Linked DNA regions of Mus musculus: region 1 is linked to region 2. The links are chromatin loops, found by intact Hi-C in ENCODE. Cell type or tissue: left cerebral cortex. All regions are shown on one strand. Links, peaks and the distances in the headings refer to the core of each region. The heading gives the core; the rest is flanking DNA.

Region 1 (5,678 bases), core at 307-5,306, 160 kb after region 2:
GCTAGAGCGATGGCTTAACTCTTAAGAACACTTTCCAAGTCAGGTATCTTATAATCTCTTGCAACTCGAGCTACAGAGAACTGACATCCTCCTCTGGCCTCCATAGGCACCCTCACAGTGCACACCCACACATGTCACACAAACTCAAATAATAATACAAAAATACACATTTTAAAAAGAAAAATCTTTATTAATATTAAATATTTGTCAGAAGTCAATCATATACAATAGATGAAACTGGAAAGAACTAGAAGTTTAGAGACTTCTACATCCAAGGGTGCTGCATCCCTATCCTCTGGGTTGAATATTGTTTGTCATTCCTAATAACAGCCCCCAAAGCACAATTTTGAAGGTGTTTTGTACGTTTGTTAGGGCTGCCATAAAAGCAGGTACAAGTTGAGGGCCACTTCAGTTGTGAATACTTGTTCTGCTTTCTGTACCAGATCATGTCTCTTTTCTTCAAGCCAAAATATTTTATCAATAATCTTTGAATGAATTTTTAAGCAATATTTTGCATATTGGTTCCACCTTTTCCAATGAGAATGTGAAGTCTTTGAAAATGGGATTCAAATGTAATTCGTTATTGAATTTCAGACCCTGGTTCATTTATTTTGAAACAGAAGCAGAAGACCCATCTATCTGTATGTTATTTATTATGTTGGTTAATAGATGGGTTAATAGATCTATTTAGTGTAAGAAAATATCTCAAGAAAATTATTCTGGACAGAGGTGCATGGTACCGATCAGCTAACCAGAGCTTTGAATGCTTACAAGCACATCTCTCCCTAATAGTCATGTTTAGAAAGACAATATGGTTACTTTTTTCAGACTCATCAAAATGCATTTACATATTTGTATATATACATATACATACTTATATGTAGATATACAATAATAATCAAAGAAAATGAGGCTATTCGCTTGAGAGCTGGGGACCATGAAGTAACTTGAGGGAGGATACCTGAGAGGGGCTAGAGAAAAAAAGGTAGAGGAAAGTGATGTGATTCTCTTTTAATTAAAATATATATTTAAAACATATCACCGAAATCCTAGCATCTTGAAATCTATTAGTCATCATGTCTATTACACAGTCAAGGACACAGGAAAAATAAAAATAAAAACATGGGAAATGAACCAGAGAAGATTACTCCTGAGACAATATAGGACTGGGATTTATGAGAGGAATTATGAAACCTGAATATGTGAAAATTGATCATTTTTACAACTTTCCCACTATTCAGCAGCATTCAGTACATTTTTAATATTCTATGTTTACTCACCACTACATCCAAAATATTCCCATCATTCTAAATGTATTTGGTTTTTTTTTTAAACATTATGCTAAGTGAAATAAGTCAAACGTAAAAGAATAAAATTTCTATGACTTTACCTTATTTAACCCCGTTAGGACAAAGGGTTCCAAAGTCAGACAACGGAGTCAGAGAGAGACCCTGTTTCTGCTATTAGGAGTCCCATAGGAAGGCCAAGCTACACAACTATTATACATGTGCTGAAGGCCTAGTTCAGCCTCATGCATGTTCTGTGATTGGAAGTTCAGCCTTTGCGAGACTCTATAGGGCCGGGTTATTTGATTATGTAGGTCTTCTTGTATTGTCCTTGACCGCCCCCCCTTTACAATCCTTCCTCCCACTCTTCCACAGAATTCTCCAAACTCTACCTAATGTGTGGCTGTGGGCCTTTGCATCTGTTTCCATTAGTTTGTGGGTGAAGCCTCTCTGTTGATACTTATGCTAGGTTTCTGTCTGCAGGTATAGCAAATGTCATTAACAGTGTCATGTGTGGAGTCCCTCTCACGGCAAGGATCTCAAGCTAAACCCTTCCCATTGGTTGACCATTCCCTCAATTTCTGCTGTACCTTTATCCCTGCATATTTTATAGGCAGGGTAAATTGTATGTAGAAGGTGTGGTGACTGGGTTGGTGTTCCAATCTCTCCATTGGAAGTCTGGTTAATGGACATTGGAAGTCCATTCAGGCTACATATTCTGAATTGTTAGGAGTCTTAGCTAGGATCACCCTCAATTAGCTTTTGTTTTCATTCCTACTGGTACATAAAATGTAACTTAGACATTTTTTATATCCTAGATTAGTGAATGTGTTACAGGGAAGAAAATGAACTTTAAAAATCTTTTTAAATGTCATTGGACAAGACAAACAGAAGAAAAGGACCCCCAAAAGATTGCACAAAAATCAGATGCCCACTGAATCATACACTCAGGAATCTCATAAAAATATTAAACTGGACTCCATACTATATCTACACAGAGGACCTGATGAAGGAGGCCCTGTGCATGCTGCTTCAGTCTCTGTGAGTTCATATGAGCTTCGATCATACTGATTTCGATTAGTGCTTTTTTCATCCCATAGGTCAAGACCTCTTTGGGAGGATATCAAAAATCTTGCATATTAGATATTTACATTCCAACTCATAAGAGTAGAAAATAACAGTTATGAAATAAGAGTGGAATAATTTTTAAGTTTGAGGGCTCAGCACAACCCGAGGAGCTATATTAAAGGGTTGCAGTGTTAGGAAGGTGGACAACCACTGATGTACGATACCTCCTTTACTTGGTATTCTCCATGCCCTCTGGCTACAAATACTTTTTCTGCCTCCTCTCCTGTGGGGATACCCTGAGCCCCGAGAAGATGTATTTGATAGAGACATTTCATTTAGGGTTGAATATTTGTTCTAAGAATTCTCCCTCTCTGTACAATGTCTGGCTGCAGGTCTCTATAGTCTTTCCCATCTGCTACAGGAAGAAACTTTTCTGATGATGGCTGACCAAGGCACTGAGTTATGAGTATAGCAGAATCGTGATATCGCTACACTTTCTTTTTAGAGCAGTAGTATTTGGTTTTGGCCTAGGTCCTTGCACTATCTAGTCTCCGGTCTTGGTCACACAAGTATTGTTAGATAGGCATACTCTTTCATAGAGCAGGCCTCAAATCAAATCAGATATTGATTGGTTACTCCCACAAGCTTTGTGCCACCACTGCCCTACCATATCTTGTAATCAGGACACCATCAAAGGGTTTACGGTTGGGTTGGTTTACATTTTTTTTTGGTAGTATGCAGAGTGTCTCCTTGTATTAAAGATACTAGAACATAGGAGTGAAGGCTCTCTGTAGGCACCACCTAACCTTCTCTATATTCAATGAACTGTGAAGGTATTGCCTTCGGCAATGGAGCCTTGTTGTTAATTTGTGGAGAGCAGCCTGGGATGTTTGGGGATTCCCATGGGACCCCTTTGGCCAAAAATTAAGTTGGATATAACCCAATTTTGGTACTTGAAGCTTAATTTGGTGAGCAGAGAGGGCCAGTTGAAACTCTGTCTCCCCAATCTTTTTGGCAAATCCATGTAGATTGCCTTTATATATGTATACATTCTAGGAAGCTTCTTCTGTTTTAACTAGGTTCCCATATTTTCCTTCATATATCCCTAATTTGAGCTATCTCTCCCCCTTTTTCCTCATTTGAAACTTAAGGAAGGAAGAAAGAAGTGGGGACCAATGAAATTGTCCAGGCATTAAAGGGTTTGACTTACAAGCATGAGGACCCAAGTTTGATCCCTAGAACCTAAGTTTCTAAAACAAATCACAAGTCAGGGTGGTTCATGCTTGTAATCTCTGCGCCAAGGAGAGCAGGTAGGCCCTCACTGACCGTTTAGGCTAGCATACTTGATAAGTTCCAGGCCAATGAGAAACCCTGACCACCAAAGAAAAAAAGGTAGATGGTGGGATGGTGTCTGAGAGATGACAACAAGGTTGTCCTTAGGCTTCCACATGCACACATCTCAACCAGTCCACAGAAATGAAGACACACAGAGAGGAAAGGGGGTACGATTTGCCTGAAAGCTTATGGAATTTAATGAGTAGCCAGGACTTGAACTTGTCCTATAGATTTCAGAAGTACTGTCTTTAAAAATTCCAGTATTTGGGAGGTTCGGGGAGCAGGGCGGGGGGTGGGGGAAGGTAGGGGGGACTTTCGGGATAGCATTTGAAATGTAAATGAAGAAAATATCTAATAAAAAAGGATTTGGGACTATCAGCTTATTTTATGTCATTCAATGGTGTTGATGATGGTACATTCCCCAGCACAATAAAGCTAAGCTTTCAAATACACTCAGCTTAAAAGCTTCTCTTTTATGTAAATATTGGAGATTTCGTGTAAGGTTTAAAATATTTTGTGTTCATAAAGGTTGTGATTTTACCCTCTTCATGATTGGAAATTTAAAACTGGTTACTGAGAAGTAAGTCTGTTGGCCAATTTTTCAAGCTCTAAATTTCTGCAGTATTTAGGACTAACAAGAGAGGTGTTTTTCCTTGCCTAAACCATCCGTTTTAACTGTTGGTCACTTAAGTGCTGATGAATATGGTATATGGAGAAAGAAAAGTTAGAGAATGGAAGTTGAAAGGATTGGCTCTCGGGTTCATGCCTCAGACCCTTTCCTTTTGGCACTAAATGATACTTCTGTCTTTTATGCTGCTCAGGCGCAGCATGCAACGTGAAGGCGACTGCAAGTTGCAGAACCTTGACCTTTCTCATCTACTGAAACTGCATTTGTTTGTACCTTGTTGATTAAACAATATGGGAAATAATAGTGAAGATGCATGATGTTTTCGTTATTTCATAGCAAAGCGAATATGAATAAAAGGATGAAAAATAGAATGTTCACGTGCCATATTTTATTTTTATGATGCGATGGCACTTGATGTTTGGAATAATAAGAAAGAATTATTTCTCTTCAGTAAAAACAAATCACCTGTGCTTTAAGGTAAATCCTATAAATGGTTTATGTATCGCGTGATTATTTCATCCCATTTCAGCAAGTTACTTCTCAAAGCATTAGTGTCTGGTTTGCATTATGGCTGGTAATGTTTTCAGAACTAATGCCATGTTCCTAATGCAATTTTAGTATGACTGGAATTTACAAAATATTATTCATTGTAATGTGATGTAAAATTATATCCTATCATGTATAGTAATTTTCAGATGGGAAATAAATTCAAGAAACTTACCACCAGATTATTTATTTCCAGGGATCAGATATTGTTCTAGTTAAGATACTCATTAAAAAAAAAATTACTCAATTAATTGTGGCCATTTTAAAAACAGTCGTACATACCATTAGAAGTAATTCTTAACAAAATTTAAGAGTATCTATTTACCTGCTGCTTTGTAAATCCTTTGGAGTGGAAGTAAGTGTATTCTAAGTAAGTACTAGGTAATTATTTATGAGTAGAAAAATGGCAGGAACAGTATCTACTATTACATTTATCCTAATTATTAATATTCTCAAAGAATACTTTTTAAAAAGGAATTCCAAGTTATTTTGTGATAATTGACTGAGGAAGGAGCCATCAGAGTCATAAAAGCTATTTGAACCAAAGAGGATATCATGCCCTGGTATATAAAAAAGGGAGCAGGAAGCATTAAAGAAAAAGGATGCCGGGCGGTGGGGGCGCACGCCTTTAATCCCAGCACTTGGGAGGCAGAGGCAGGTGGATTTCTGAGTTCGAGGCCAGCCTGATCTACAAAGGACATCCAGGGCTATACAGAGAAACCCTGTTCCGAAAAAAACAACCAAAAAAAAAAGAAGAAAGAAAGAAAGAGAGAGAGAGAGAGAGAGAGAGAGAGAGAGAGTGTGTGTGTGTGTGT
Region 2 (5,678 bases), core at 193-5,192:
TACTGATATTGTACATCCTATATAAGCTTGATGGACACATTGCAGGATCAAAAAATAGTAAATTAAAAAAGCATTTAGACTTGCTTAGGGGATCAGAGAACATAAGGAAGCAGAGCTCCCCCCGGTATTGGGAGGGGTGGGAGGCCATTTTGACTCAGACTTTTCCTTTGATGCCTTCGTAACAACCACCACACACTTGCAACTAAGTGGTCCCTTGACTCTCTTTCCTCGAACTGTATTTTTATTTGAAAAATTCGTAAGGAAACTTTTATCTGCTAATGACATAACTACACATTTAAGCTAACTGTGGCTTTAAAATGTCAAGATTAAGTAGAAGAAATAAAATATAAACAAGAAAAATTTTATAGCCATTTCAAAATGTGAGCCGATTGCTAGAGGGGTCATTGTGCCTACTGAACAAAGCACTTGTGCTATGGACTTCGCTGTGTATTGTTTTAAAATCATCATTTGCATCTTCTCCAAGGAAACTAACATCATGTGGTTTTTGTCTTGGTGAAAAGGCAAAAACTAGTCTATCGAAACTACATTATGGCAGCTCTCTGAGAGATGTTTTGGCAATGGGATTGTTTTACTGATTTCCACTAGAATATGTCCCATTCCTGTTCATAGACCGTGGACACGAAGCACAAGAAGTAACGAATCATTATATATTGATTTTGACAGGAAGGGAAACCATTGACCTTCTGCGCTTACTTTGTGGTCTTCTCCCTTTTCCCTCCATTTTGAGGTCTTTTTCTGATTCAAAATAGGAAAATAGTATAGGAAGGAGGCATTCAAAATACCTTTAAAATTCTTTGTCTATATCTTATTTTATTTTATGAGTTTTCAAGTTTCTTTTTCTGTCACAAAAGAATATGTTAAATATTACCTTCAGAACAGCTAAAAATATCACTTTAGATACAATGAACACAGTGAATAATAATTTCCTGTGAATGTATATTCTGAAAGCTAAGCATCATATTTAATTGTTTGGATACCAAAAACCATAAAGGTTTAACAAGAAATAGTAGTAGTGGTATTTAAAATGTAAAACTGCAGCTAGCATAGTTTTTGGATTCTTTCTCTTTTTGAATGCCAACAAATTTCTTGTTTGCTACTAAAACACTGATAAAGTGACAATGTCTAACAAAGCATTGATGATATAGTCCTTGCTACATTGTCTTATTCAGCAAATTAGCCAGGTTGGGCTACCACACCAAGATACCATAGACTCAAAAAATGTCGTCTTTCAGCCAGTCTAGATTCTGAGAAGTCCATGTCCTTGCCTCGACTTTTTTCCCATGTGCCCCCTTAAAGCAAGACCAAGTTATCTCATTTCTCTTTTTATGAGGACACAAATACCACTAGACTTGTATCCCACCCTTATGTACGTCCTATATGTCCCCACTTAATTCCTTTCACTAATATAGTCACATTGAAAGTTAGGGCTTGAACACATGACAGGCCCATTTAGTGTATAACATTAATTGCAGAAATAGTAATCTCTTCATACAATTTTTATAACTATCAACTAACTTTCATGGTGGTTAAATGATCAAAGAATTTGACCCAACCTGTGTGCATGTCTGATAAAATAAGCAGGATAATGTAGATGTCGTGATGTCTGGGGGATCAAAATTATTTTAAAAGATCCTTTTGCGTGATCTTCATTTTGTCTAATAGAGCTGTTCACCAGATTCAATTGAAATAAGACTATTCTTTCTAAACAGATTCTCCAAAAATTTTGAAGACATACCACAATAAACATCCTTCTTAGAAAAATAATTTCAGTGTAGGACTCTTGACGGCTCATTTTCAGATCAGTCAGCTAGGTTGAAAATTGAGCTACCCAAAGAGAGTTGGCAAAATAGTTTAGTCCCTGCAATTAAAAGAAAAGAAAAAAAGGTTTCTAAACCACAGTCATCTTCAATGCTAATTTGAACAACCAAATGCTTTCCAGTAGATTTTTAAAATTTTCCCTCATTCTTGTCAAGCTGGTACAGTTTTTCCATAAGATAGGACTGTTCCTTATGTCAAATGGAGAGCATTATAGTTATCCTGTATTTTCCTTATTTGAATGTATTCCATGAACCCAAATTCAGTAATTTTGAATTTCAACACTTAACTTTATACCTTTAAACTTAAAAGATCATTAAAAATATGGCATTCTAGCAGATTATTTCATGGAGATCATTTGGCTTCCTTAGGCAAATGAAAAATAAATAGTTTTAACCATGTTGAAAATCCATGCAACGTATAAGCTTCTCTTGCATGAGATTTCTTTTCTTTATGTGGATAGTTAACTTCATTTTTTAAAATTTATTTGATTCTGCTCAATGATATACTATAGATTCAGAGACATGCTTGACAGATCTTGATAGTGAGAAAAATGCAAACTTTCAGATTACAGATTATTGTAGATGAAGAATAATATTAGTAATAAAATAGTAATAAATTATCAACGTTCACTTCACTGAATTACTAAAGTTAGTATGGCACCCAGGTATTGTGTACACAAGTAGGTCATTGGTAACTTCCAGATGTTTCCATTTTTAAAGTGCTGCCACATCTCCTTTCTTTCTCTCCTTTGTCTTCTTTAAATATAATGAAGTTTAAACTCTAATCCCCCCCCCAACAAAATCTTCCAAGGGTTCCATCACTAATTTACCTAGTGCAGAATGGCATCACTGTGTTTGGACAGCCAATAGGGATCCCAAGGGATGGTGGGGAAACTAGACAAGGCCAGTTCCCCATCGTGTTAATGTTAAGGAGGGATTTTGCACATTTTACCAACTGTCCGTTGGGTATGAGTCAGCATCTTATAAGAAACTCAGCATGCCTTTTGAATGGCTTCCCTGATTTTGCACGTCTCCGTGGTTTTTAGTTACCAGCCTTGAGTTGCAAATGGAGGTATATCCTAAATCTGTTCTCACTAAGACATACGGATCTAAGCAGGGAATAACACTTCATCACTAATGGGATTCACACTGTTAGAAAATAGCCTTGTTGCTCTAACCTTTGCTTGCATCAACAGCTGCTGCTTGGAGACACATATTTGCTTTCCCTCTTGCCTGTTAAGTTATATTAATTTATCTTTCTAGCTTGGTAGTCTGCCTCTTTTGAGTTTTATGTTTTCAAACAAGCAGTCTCTTAACATTATATTCTCATTATGTCCTTGATTACAAACTACTGATTTTTTGCTATCTTTGCAAAAGAAATGACTTTTTAAAAAATAGAAGGGACTTTGTCTTCAGAATTTCAAAGAAATTTATTCACAGGTGACAATAAAATAGCATAAAAAATCAGATGAATGTGTTTCTCCTGCTGATGTTACAAAGCCAGTAGCACTGCACACACAGGCCTCACCCTGAATAGTGGTCGCCTAACTTTCTGTAAATCATTAATCAAATATATTGACTTTTCCCTCACTCTATACATGCAAGACAACTCTAGTTCTTTAATATACCTCAATGCTTTCTTCTTTTTGCATAAGACTTGGCCTTTATCATTTAAAATCACGCTGTCCAAAATGTAATGATTTTTTAAAATTTCCTTTAATTCTAGTTTTTATTTGCATTTTTCACAGTCCATGCTTACATTAAATTTGGGGGGGAATAACCATTTTTTGCTACACCAGAGAATAACTTGACTTTTTTCAATTCCTTTTTTATATTTATGTATGTATGTATGTATGTATGTATGTATTCATTGTATATTTCTGCATATGCATGGGTGTGGCGGCCATGATGCGTATGTACATGGAGACTAGAGAAAAAGCTGCAGTAGTCAATTATTCCCTCCTGCTATGTGGGTAGGAATTGAACTCAGGTCATCAGGCTTGGTGGCAGGCACTTTCACACAATGAACCATTTCACCACTCCAAACTTATTTTTCATATGTATTACTGCAAAACTCCATTAAAGTACTAAGCTAGGTACTTTCGCCAATCTGCATGAAAATGTTTTCCTGCATACTTCTACAAGGAGAAACTTAGGCTATTTCTTTAGATCCTCATGGAGCATAATTGTAGCCTTCTGCCTAAAATTGTGGATTTAGTCCGGGTAAGTTATGTTACATCACAGACAGTCAACCCTGGACTTCAGACAGCACCTGAAAGTACAACTTCATTTTTCTAGAAGAAGGGGCAAACTCAAGTAACTGCTATGGGGAAAGACTAGCCACTTCTATTAAGACAGGACCATGGGAAATAAGTGAGCTTCCAGGTAAACGCAGAAAGGACAATGCTCCCAGCTGCAGTCTTTGTGGAGGATGAATGGAGGGGTGGTTCTTCTGAATTATTATTGTTACATATAAATATGTGCATGTATGTATGTGCAAACCCATCTACCCGAGTCCATTTAATGTTTTTATTGTTGCCTGTATGTGTATATGTTTAGGGCTTAAGACATGGGATTGCATTACGTGCCAGGAGTCTTGTCCCTGAAGATACTGATTCTTTCTCTCCCAGCAGCACTTAGCTGCCTGGAGCTCTTCCATCAGGGGAGCCTTGGGAGATTTCCTGCATCTTTTCTGGGATGCCAACAGTTATTGTTATTGTGCAGGTCTTTTTTAGATGGCATAATTGTTGAGATTTCATAGGTACACCTTTCCTGTTGCATATAGAAAATACTATCTTACAACAGATTTTTTTCTAGTCCTCTGACTTTTACACTCTTTCTGCTTCCACTTCATGAATACTCTCCTAGGAACCATGTGCTTGTCAAGACATAACTGCACATTTAAATGTAAGTATTTCTGAAAAGGGGGACAGGAGCCATTTTATTTTATTTGAGCCTGAAATTATATGGGTGTTAAAAGGCTATCCCATGTCCTCTCTTTCTTATTGATTCTTCAGGAATTTGAGCCAGTATCATCACATCAGAATGTGACAAGATCTTCCTTATTAAATGTTCCTTGCTGAACTTGGCTGATGTCTCAGCCTGCCTGATGATATCATGGCTCAATGGAAACTGTGTTCTCTTGATCATTGTCCATCTTGCTAGGATGAATTTTGAAACACACATATAAGAGGGTATGTATCAGAGCACCAAGGAATAAGAAACAACCAGAAAAAGCTATATCAATATGTTGAAGTCTATGCTTCTAAACATGACAAGTTTCAAGAAATTATCACTGGTTCTCAAATAAGTAAGGGGTGGAGATGATTTAGCCTCCAGGGAATATTTGGCCTCTAGTTGGGCACACTCCAGGGGCGCTGCTAAATTTGCTATTATACACAGGAAAGAAGTCCTGTTTTGGATCACCCTGCACCATATGTCAGTGGGTAGCTGCCTCCTGCCTCCTGACCACAGCTCCAGAAACAAACTGCTACTGTCAGTGCACCCACAGACACCAAGCTGGATGTTTAGAATGAGACCAAAACCTTCAATGAACTCATGAGTTTTAGTCTGTTTTGAAATGACCACTGATTGTTTCAAAGATTTTTGAATTATGTCACTGGTTCTCAAAGATTTTTGAACTGTGCTTTTTTTTTTTCTCCTGTGTATGGAGATTTCATGGAAAAAGATGCCATCTGAGGTGAGAGGACACAGGCATTCGTGTGTAAATCATCTCCCTCTCTCTTTATTCTGAGAATTCCTGACTAATTGGGAAATTTCCCATCCTCCTTTCCCCTGCTCCCAGGTTCCTTTGGAGTCTCTCAATACTTCCTTTTGATT

Evidence for each region. A loop is a pair of places that touch in the nucleus more often than their neighbours do. Peaks named below come from ENCODE experiments on the same cell type or tissue, not always from the same donor. Only the 100,000 strongest peaks of a DNase experiment are listed, where the experiment ranks them.
Region 1: a loop joins it to region 2, with 3 times the contacts of the local background. A loop is called at or near these places in 6 of 42 quality-filtered maps.

What each region holds. Positions count from the first base shown.
Region 1 is chrX:169,966,265-169,971,942 of GRCm38, forward strand. The region is part of intron 3 of Mid1 (midline 1); the gene reads left to right. Among named protein-coding and RNA genes, the nearest start is that of G530011O06Rik, 9.8 kb to the right of the region's middle. In left cerebral cortex, for the core only: no CTCF peak of the experiment used is centred there; a DNase peak (open chromatin) is centred at 3,271.
Region 2 is chrX:169,808,595-169,814,272 of GRCm38, forward strand. It overlaps a transcript of Mid1 not described here. Among named protein-coding and RNA genes, the nearest start is that of Mid1, 68 kb to the right of the region's middle. In left cerebral cortex, for the core only: no CTCF peak of the experiment used is centred there; a DNase peak (open chromatin) is centred at 2,883.